Linked DNA regions of Homo sapiens: regions 2 and 3 are each linked to region 1. Evidence: chromatin contacts called from ENCODE Hi-C or POLR2A ChIA-PET data. All regions are on one chromosome and are shown on one strand. Each heading gives the region's core, a stretch centred on a gene start or an enhancer-like site at or near the end of the contact. The rest is flanking DNA. Distances are from core to core; before and after follow the strand shown. Region 1 overlaps LOC105373456 (a long non-coding RNA gene). Region 2 has its middle 110 kb from the start of MIR4757. Region 3 has its middle 95 kb from the start of LINC01376.

Evidence for each region. A loop is a pair of places that touch in the nucleus more often than their neighbours do. ChIA-PET counts read pairs that join two places held with the same protein, here RNA polymerase II (POLR2A). Pooled maps may share reads with other maps.
Region 2: a map of IMR-90 shows a loop between it and region 1 (4-fold over the local background). The contact joins two enhancer-like sites. A Hi-C loop is called at or near these places in 1 of 168 maps with a recorded cell type or tissue (IMR-90) and 2 of 50 pooled maps. POLR2A ChIA-PET finds 5 or more read pairs at or near these places in 1 of 52 experiments (AG04450).
Region 3: a loop to region 1 is called in a map of mammary epithelial cell, with 6 times the contacts of the local background. The contact joins two enhancer-like sites. A Hi-C loop is called at or near these places in 2 of 168 maps with a recorded cell type or tissue (IMR-90 and mammary epithelial cell) and 4 of 50 pooled maps.

The regions. Positions count from the first base shown.
Region 1 is chr2:18,751,142-18,753,808 of GRCh38, reverse strand. All of the region lies in intron 4 of LOC105373456 (a long non-coding RNA gene), which reads right to left. Among named protein-coding and RNA genes, the nearest start is that of NT5C1B-RDH14, 160 kb to the right of the region's middle. Within about 2 kb of position 1,353, at least 3 of the 41 ENCODE cell types and tissues checked have a DNase peak (open chromatin) inside an H3K27ac peak, as active enhancers do.
Region 2 is chr2:19,234,027-19,236,693 of GRCh38, reverse strand. No RefSeq gene overlaps it. Among named protein-coding and RNA genes, the nearest start is that of MIR4757, 110 kb to the left of the region's middle. Within about 2 kb of position 1,318, at least 2 of the 41 ENCODE cell types and tissues checked have a DNase peak (open chromatin) inside an H3K27ac peak, as active enhancers do.
Region 3 is chr2:19,120,167-19,122,833 of GRCh38, reverse strand. No RefSeq gene overlaps it. Among named protein-coding and RNA genes, the nearest start is that of LINC01376, 95 kb to the right of the region's middle. Within about 2 kb of position 1,358, at least 5 of the 41 ENCODE cell types and tissues checked have a DNase peak (open chromatin) inside an H3K27ac peak, as active enhancers do.

The DNA.
Region 1 (2,667 bases), core at 104-2,603:
TGCTTGAGGTCAGGAGTTTGAGAGCAGCCTGGCCAATGTGGTGAAACCTGGTCTCTAATAAAAATACAAAAATTGCTTGGGCATGGTAGCAGGTGCCTGTAAATCCCAGCTACTCGGGAGGCTGAGGCATGAGAATCACTTGAACCCAGGAGGTGGAAAGTTGCAGTGAGCTGAGATTGTGCCACCACACACCAGCCTGGGTGAGAGAGCGAGACTCAAAAAAAAAAAAAAAAAAAAAAAAAAAAGATGATCCAGTAAAAAATGAAAAGACATGAATCTGAAAACCAGAAGATCTTCAGGGATTTTGCAAAGGTCTTGTTGACTTAATAAGGCATTAGTAGTAGTACTAATACCCTGTAGGTACTAATGCCCGAGGCTTGTCTTTTCAAAAGTGTTTTCCATGATATTAATAGCTGTTTTACAAGGAAAAGAAAATCTCAGTCAAATACATTTGGAAAATGCCATTTTCACCTCTTCTTCTTCGAGAAACTCTTACAAACTTGACTAGGGAGATTCTTTTTGCTAGGAAGGCTGCTTACTATCTTGCAGGATACCATTATTATATAGAACGCTTGGGGGAGCATTTTCATAAGCAGTACAGAAGATTGTTGCAGTAACCACCCCACAATTGGTCAGGCTTCTCCTGACTGATGCACACTCTTGTGCATTCCTCTTCCACTTCATTTTGAGTTGGGCTAAGCGATTTGCTTTGGACAGTGGATATCAACAAAGACAGTAAGTGGGTATTTATTAAAAGCCCACCCACCAGGGCTTGACCTCTTGGATCTCTTTCCACGAATCCTCAAGCTGTGAAGAAGTCTGGGGTGAAAGACCAAGTAGAGAGAAAGAGCCCAGCCATCTCAGCCATGCAGGTGAGCCCAGCCTCCAGCCAACTGGCCTGGTGCATGTTAGTGGTTTGAGTGAGCCTAAGCAAACACAGAATTGTGACAAATAATAAATCATTGTTGTTTGACATCATTACTTTTGGAATGGTTTGCTATGTAGCTACAGGTAACTGATACAGACAGTTAAACGTCCAAGGATGGCAGTGGTCCAAGAACGAGGGCATTTGAGCTCTATTGTGAACTCTGTTCTTTGCCTCAGTTTCCTTATATGTAGAAAGAAAAAGTCACAATAGATAACATCTAACGAGCCTTTCAGCTTCAACCTTATGTTTAATGTAAAAGGTATGTATTCCATGAAAATGTTCTACTATTTTGGCATCTGTTTGACCCCAAACTGCAGAGCTTGAGCTTAACATATATCTTGCATGTGAAAAAAGAGAGCCACACTTGAGAACTGGCAAATCAGGCTCCCTGTCCCTTCGGCTGACTTAGCCCAGATGTTACAATCGACGTATCCAAGTCTGGAGCGTGATTCTTTGCAAAATCGGAGGTGAGGTGATGGGCCAAAGGTCACAGGCTCTTCGACTCCTCACTTTTCCAGGCTCAGTGACTCTGTCAGCAGCAGCACGACCCTGGTGCTCTGAGCAGGGTTTGTGTTTACAGTGCACAGGACAGAAGAGCAACAAAAACCACCCCAATTCCCAGCCAAGCTTTCTAGCTGTCCGGAAGGAATAGGAGTGTGGGATCACACTCTGTTTATTTGTGGTTCTTTTAAGCGATGTCCAGAGACCTACATTTCATGCTTGTTTGAAAGTGTGTACGTAACTGGGGAAGCTGTTAAGCAGCAGTTGGCCTTCACTCCAGTTATTTACTTATTTAGTTATATGTCAGCATGCAGTTTATTGAGTCATAATTCTTTTCAGTGCTCTATGGTGACCAGCATTTGAGGGCATCAGAAGAAAGTCTGTATCTCATATTTATAAATATTTACCAGGACATCATATTTGGATGCTTCTATTTCAATTATCACAGGATTTTCGTTTGCTTGTTCAAAAGGGCTTTCATTGGTAATATGAATTACAAAAGAGGAGGGATAAAAGAAAAAAGAAAAAATATATTTGTTTCAGAGGGAGGAAAAAAATAAATGTCATCCAAAACAAACTGAAGCAAATTCCTTAAAAGTGCTTAAAACTATTTTAAGATGTGCAGATTCTAAAAAGTGAGAAAAAACAATAATTCATAATTATTGCTTTTTACCACGAATATCTAACCTAATGTAGAAAAGTATAGTTTAATTGTGGGAGAAAAATCAAATTTTTGCTATTTTGCATTGTGTGCATTGGCAGCATAAAAAATTGTTCTTCAGGAAAAATAAAATTCTAAATCAAGGGAGAAGAAAGCAGAAAGCTAAATGAATGTAGGACCTCAAAGAAATGCTACGGTTGTTACTTTTCTAAGAACACTGTCAACTACAATCTACAAGCAACATTTTCTAACTTGTACAATGTTGTAGAAATGTGCAGGCGGGATAAGTCCCTCTAACTCCTTTTGCAATACCTACAAGAATTTCACTCAAAGATGAGGCATTTTCCTTTGGCTGCTTGAAGGTTTTTCTGTGCAATACAAGAAGGCAAAGGCAGGACGACTCAGCACACCCCATGCAGAAAGAAACGACTGGGTTAAGATTTGTGTTCTTACTCATCTCTCCTGTTCACCTTTGTTTACTGTAATTTGCAGAAAAGAGGGGGTACAAGAGAAGCTGAATGATGGGGGATACTCCTCTTTTCTGTCTACAAGAAAGCTGAGTTACACCTAGGAACCA
Region 2 (2,667 bases), core at 69-2,568, 480 kb before region 1:
GATCCCATCAACCAGAATATCTTAACTAAGCACATGCCAACTAAGTGCAAGGCATTGAGAAAGGTAGTGAGGTGTTCGATTAAGAGCTTCCAATTCTTTTGGGAGTAACAAGACATCTCTGGTGGAGAGAATAATACTCCACACCACATTAAGCCAGAATGGTACTTTTTGTTTGCATACACAATCTTACAAATTAGGAGGCTTACTAGCCCTCGTATCTTCCATTCTTATCCGAGCAATTATTCACGAACTTCATTTATGAAACCTAAAGGCTCAAGGTGGATTAAACAGTAAACCAAGAGCAGAATGCTTGATTGAATAAGGCCAGGAAGCATGCACACACTGCCCCTCAGCCTCCTCAAATATTATTCTAGAATATGGATTGCTTGATAATTCATTGGGTGGAGAGACCACTTTAGTGGGCATGGTCCTGGATGATTTTGAAGAGGAGCTCAGATAATACGTACGTGTGTGTGTGTGTGTGTGTGTGTGTGTGTGTGTGTGTGTGTATGTGTGTGTATGTATGTGGGTAGCCACAAGAGAAGAGGGAGAAAGTGAGAGAGATGAGAGAAGAGGAGACTCCACAAGGCATTCATAGGCTAGTTATTTGGTAAATCATGGTGTAGCTCCTACTTATGATGCATAAAAATGCATGATTGATATTGGTGGTATATGCTGATGTTTTCTTCACAAACACCTGGGGCCAGGCCATGAAAAGCAGAGGGGAATTACGTAAATTCCTTCAGCTGAGTGTCAGAAAACCTGAGTTCTCTCACCTTCCCAGTTTTGCTAGCTTTCTGTTGCCCTCATCCATGAATAGGGGTGTCTTAATAGACAGATAATTTAAACTTACAGCCAATAGTAATGCTGTGGCCAGGGAGCATCTGGATACCTTCTCAGCTCTGAGTCCAGACTTGTTTAGTGAGGGGAGTCAGGGTGCCCACGAATGGCTGGCAGGACTCCCTGGGCAGGAAGGAAGAGTGCCCTCATCAGACTCCTGTTCTTTGTCAACATTTTCCTTCAGCACCACCCTACCCTGGAAGCTCCTGAAAGAAAAGAGTCACTCTACACTCAAAATCTCTCCTTGTTTACAAGATATTTGGGGCACGGATGGAATTATTGCATCACAGGCCAATTTCTTCACCTCTTTTAAAAATTTTATCACGTGAAGCAGCATGCTGAAAGATCTCAATGCTACTGAAGATTGCAAAACCAAGTGGAGATTCATCTGTTTTGGAACTCTGTCAAAAGACTTTTCCATATACATTCCATTCCCTTCCACAGCTCACAGTGTACCTACCCTGTACTTTCAGAGCAGTGAGGCAGCTTCTTCACCTTTCTCAAGCCAGGGCAGGTCCTGACAAATTACTCTGTGTCAGGATCTTTCCAGGAGACATTTTCCCTGGTAAAATGCTCATGAAACTTCACTGATGTGGACAATCTCTGGTAACAAATCTGAATTGTCAAAGATAACAAAAGCCAAGAAAGCCAGTTGTATACCCAAACTAGACTAATAAATGCTTCCTGATTAATAGAGGGTTTTATGAAATATGTTTAAATAAGCAGATTGAATTGGATCATAATTAACATTACTTATATAATTCATAAAAATAGTTATTTCATTAAATCAGAAAGAAATTTCTACTTTGTTATCCTGTTTGTTTTGCTGATATTTTTAAATCAAAACCCTTTTTATTCAAAGATGTGGCACAGGTAAATTTTCAGCCAGACACTCAATTATCCAAATAACTGACATCTTTCTGCTCTCAGAAAAATGCTCTAGGAACACAGGCTGCTTGTTTCTCTCCTACCTTGGCCAGCAGAGCATGGCAGTGTAAAACACAGAAAATTGGCAAAACTCCATTTTCAATCTGTGTTAGAAACTGGGATCAATCTTGCTTCTCTTTCTCCCTTAAATAGAAATAAGAAATAAAAGAAACCCTTTATGTAAAATTGGATCTTGACATTCTCCAAAGGGTGGCAGCTCCTACATTGCAGATGAAAAGGGCTCAGTTTTCCCAGAGAATACTCTGAGAAAGGAAAGTCAAGGTGAATGAATGGCCTTCTCCTGTGAGTGCAAGAACTTCTCCTCAGCCACCTCCAAGAGGACAGAGGGGAGGCATCTGAAGGTTAGGGAACTGAGTCAGCAAGGGCCAAAGGGACATGACAACCAGAGAGGTTGGGAGTGGGAGCTTTTGCTGAAGTTTCTTTCGCTTGTGTCCTCCCTGGCAAGGGGCTTGGCAAGGCTTCCTGCTCTTCCTTCCCCCTTCTCCAAGCACTGAGAACAAGTCGAAAGAGGAAGCATCAGGGGAAGAAGATACTGAATAACTCCAAACTCAAGCACTGTTTGTTGGATTCATTGATTTACTCATTCATTATTCAAAAAGTATCAGGCATCCTCTGAGTGTCAGGTCCAAGGCCTAGGCTGGAAGTACAGAGATAAATGATTCACAATCACTGTCTCCAATATCCTCCCAGTCTATGGGCCCAAGGAGAAGCTTCATCTTGTCAACCATCTTGGCGTTCTGGCTGCATTTGTATTTGGGCTTCCTCACTCATTGTTGACTTACAGAATCAATCTTTTCCAGTGGATTAGGACCATTAATATCTTATAAGTTGAATAGAAACCAATGTAACCTGCATAAACAAGAGAACTTAGCTTTGGTT
Region 3 (2,667 bases), core at 109-2,608, 370 kb before region 1:
AGGCCTCCCCAGCCATGCTTTCTGTACAGCCTTCAGAACCATGTGCCAATTAAACCTCTTTTCTTTATAAATTATCCAGTCTCAGGTATTTCTTTAGAGCAATGCGGGAACAGACAAGTACATTTCCCCAGCCGGGTCTTCTAATGTATCACCACTTCTTGAGAACCTTGTGAAAAGGATTCAACAGTCAAGTGGGCTTAGAAAAAGCTGCATCTTATTTCTTTTGGAAATTTACAACACACCCTGAGAAGTCATATAGGACCAAACCCATCTAAATTTATCTCACAATGTTTTGAATATTGTTGCATGGAAACTTTCCCCTGCTGAATACCTGTTAATATATCATTTAATGAATGTTCAGCAGCTCTCATTTTGTGAAACCCCACATTTTGTGAAACCCTTCTCAGGGCTTCTTAGTGAGGTCAGTTTCTTTGCAGTGCTTTCTGAATGCTGCACGACTTACCATTTATGAAACAAGTGTCACAGATTAACCTCAGTTAATCCTCAAAGCAACTTTGAGGTAGGTACTAGTCATTCAATCACTAATTAATTAAATAATTCATATTTATTAGTTATCTACTATGGGCATGGCACCCAGGACAAGTTTGCTATTATCCCCATTTTATAGATGGAAAAACTGAGGCACAGAAAAGTTAAATAATCTATCCAGAGTGACATGATCTGCAGATGACAGAGCCAGAAACAAATTTCAGCTTCTTTGATTCCCCATCTTCTGTTGTTTTCGCTTTTCTGACTGCAGATAAGTCTGTAACTGTCAGCTTGCCCCAGTATCACTCTAGAAGTTCAGGAGAGGGGTCTTTGCTATAAGCCGAATCTAGATTCCTGCTCTGTCTCATCTTCCCCTGATGTTGTCTCTGCTTTCAGCTCTGAGGGTCTGCAGAGACTCAGAGCCCCGGCCACCTTTGTAGTTCCATACTCTGAAGACAGAGAGCAAGACAGAGGCCTTTGAATTCCTCTGCACTTGGCTGCTTCCTAGAAGAGACTCTCCCAGACACAAAGCTTTGGGACAATCATTCTAAAGGGTGCCCAGGCATGGTGGGCAAGGGTGGGAGGCCTTTGGACCTTGGAGTTTCCTGTGCTGTGGTCTAAGACCTGTTCAGTCAAGTCGAATTGTACCGGAATTGTGGAGTTTGTGTAGCGAGCCCACAGCCAGCTGTTTATTATTTTAAGAACTCTTGGTTGCTGCTCTTAGATATGGGGGTGGAGGGGGGCAAGCCTACTGTGCAGGGCGGCTGCCACATTCTTCTGGGAATGACAATGTTCCTCTGTGTGCTCTGCAGTGACCCCTCGGGCAGAGCTACTGCATTCCAGAACCCTATGCAGCCAGATGAACAGAAACTATTTTATCTCCTCAGTTATTGAAACAGAGTTGAAGATCTAGCAGTTGGACTTCTTTCCCTCATGTAGCCTTTATATAGGGAAGACCCCACTGGGGACTTGGGATTGTGACACTCATGGCTGTATCAGAGTAATAGGTCTGCATGCTCACACTATGCTCTGTGAAGCTCCCTCTTCTTTTCCTCACCTTTCAAAATGTGTCCCTGCTGGGTGCCCTGCAGTATGAATGTCTCAGTGTCCCACTGAAACATCTGTTATTACCCAATCGGGCTCAACACCCCTTCCAGCCATGTCCCAAGACGCTAGCGCTGAGTACTTTCAATGAAACAGAGCAATGTCCTCGAGCTGTAAATGCCTCCCAAAGACAATCGGACAGAACTTCATTGTTTTGGGGAAGAAGGCGCCTCACATAGTGGTCACATTGTGGTTACCAGGGCCTGATGATTAATCCACAGAGAGGATGTGCAGGAGAGAAGAGCTGGCATCATTCCTGTAGACGGAGATTCTTGAAAATTTCATGTCTCCAACTGAACATGTACATCAGAAACACAAGATTCCCATTGTAACAGTTTCTTTGGTGACCTTATTTTTCCATTTGTCAGTTGGCATATATGTAAGTACCTTTTGTCTCTGCCCAGGGATACTGTGTTCCTGAAGTATAAATGTTTTTACTCTTCAAAAATTTACATTGTGCTGACTACAATTATACTTCTAAAGATGCACACATATTGTGCTTTCTAAAATTTCTAAATCAGAAATGAAATATTGGGCAAATGGTGCATGTAGAAATTAACATATTCAGATACTGATCAATATGTATATATTTAGTACAAATATTAAATTCTTTTTAAAATCAAGTTTTCAAAAGCTCTGTGCCCAGATCTTTTGGGGTTACTCTAGGGGTTTCAAGCACTATCTGCCATGATTCTGTCCTCCACGATTCTGTCCTCCACATGATCACCACCGAGTGAAGAGGACTCATAAAGTGAGACAAACACTATACTCATAGGCAAACGCTGTATGAGAGGAGCTGAAACAGAAGAATACAATGATATCTGGTGGATGACAATTCGCTGCTCTGACAATACTGGTACTGGACCTTAGACAACTTCTTTGAGTTTCTGTTCCCTCTTCCAGATAAGTTTGCTCTGAAGAATAAATCATGAGATGTATGTATAACACGCTCTTTCTCAACCAGCCTGATGGAATAGCTGGTTAATAAACATTTGTTTTAGGATGGCATTGTGATTTTGGACTCCTATGAAATATTTTCAAACATAATCTTAGTAACTGTGCCCCTCAGGCCTC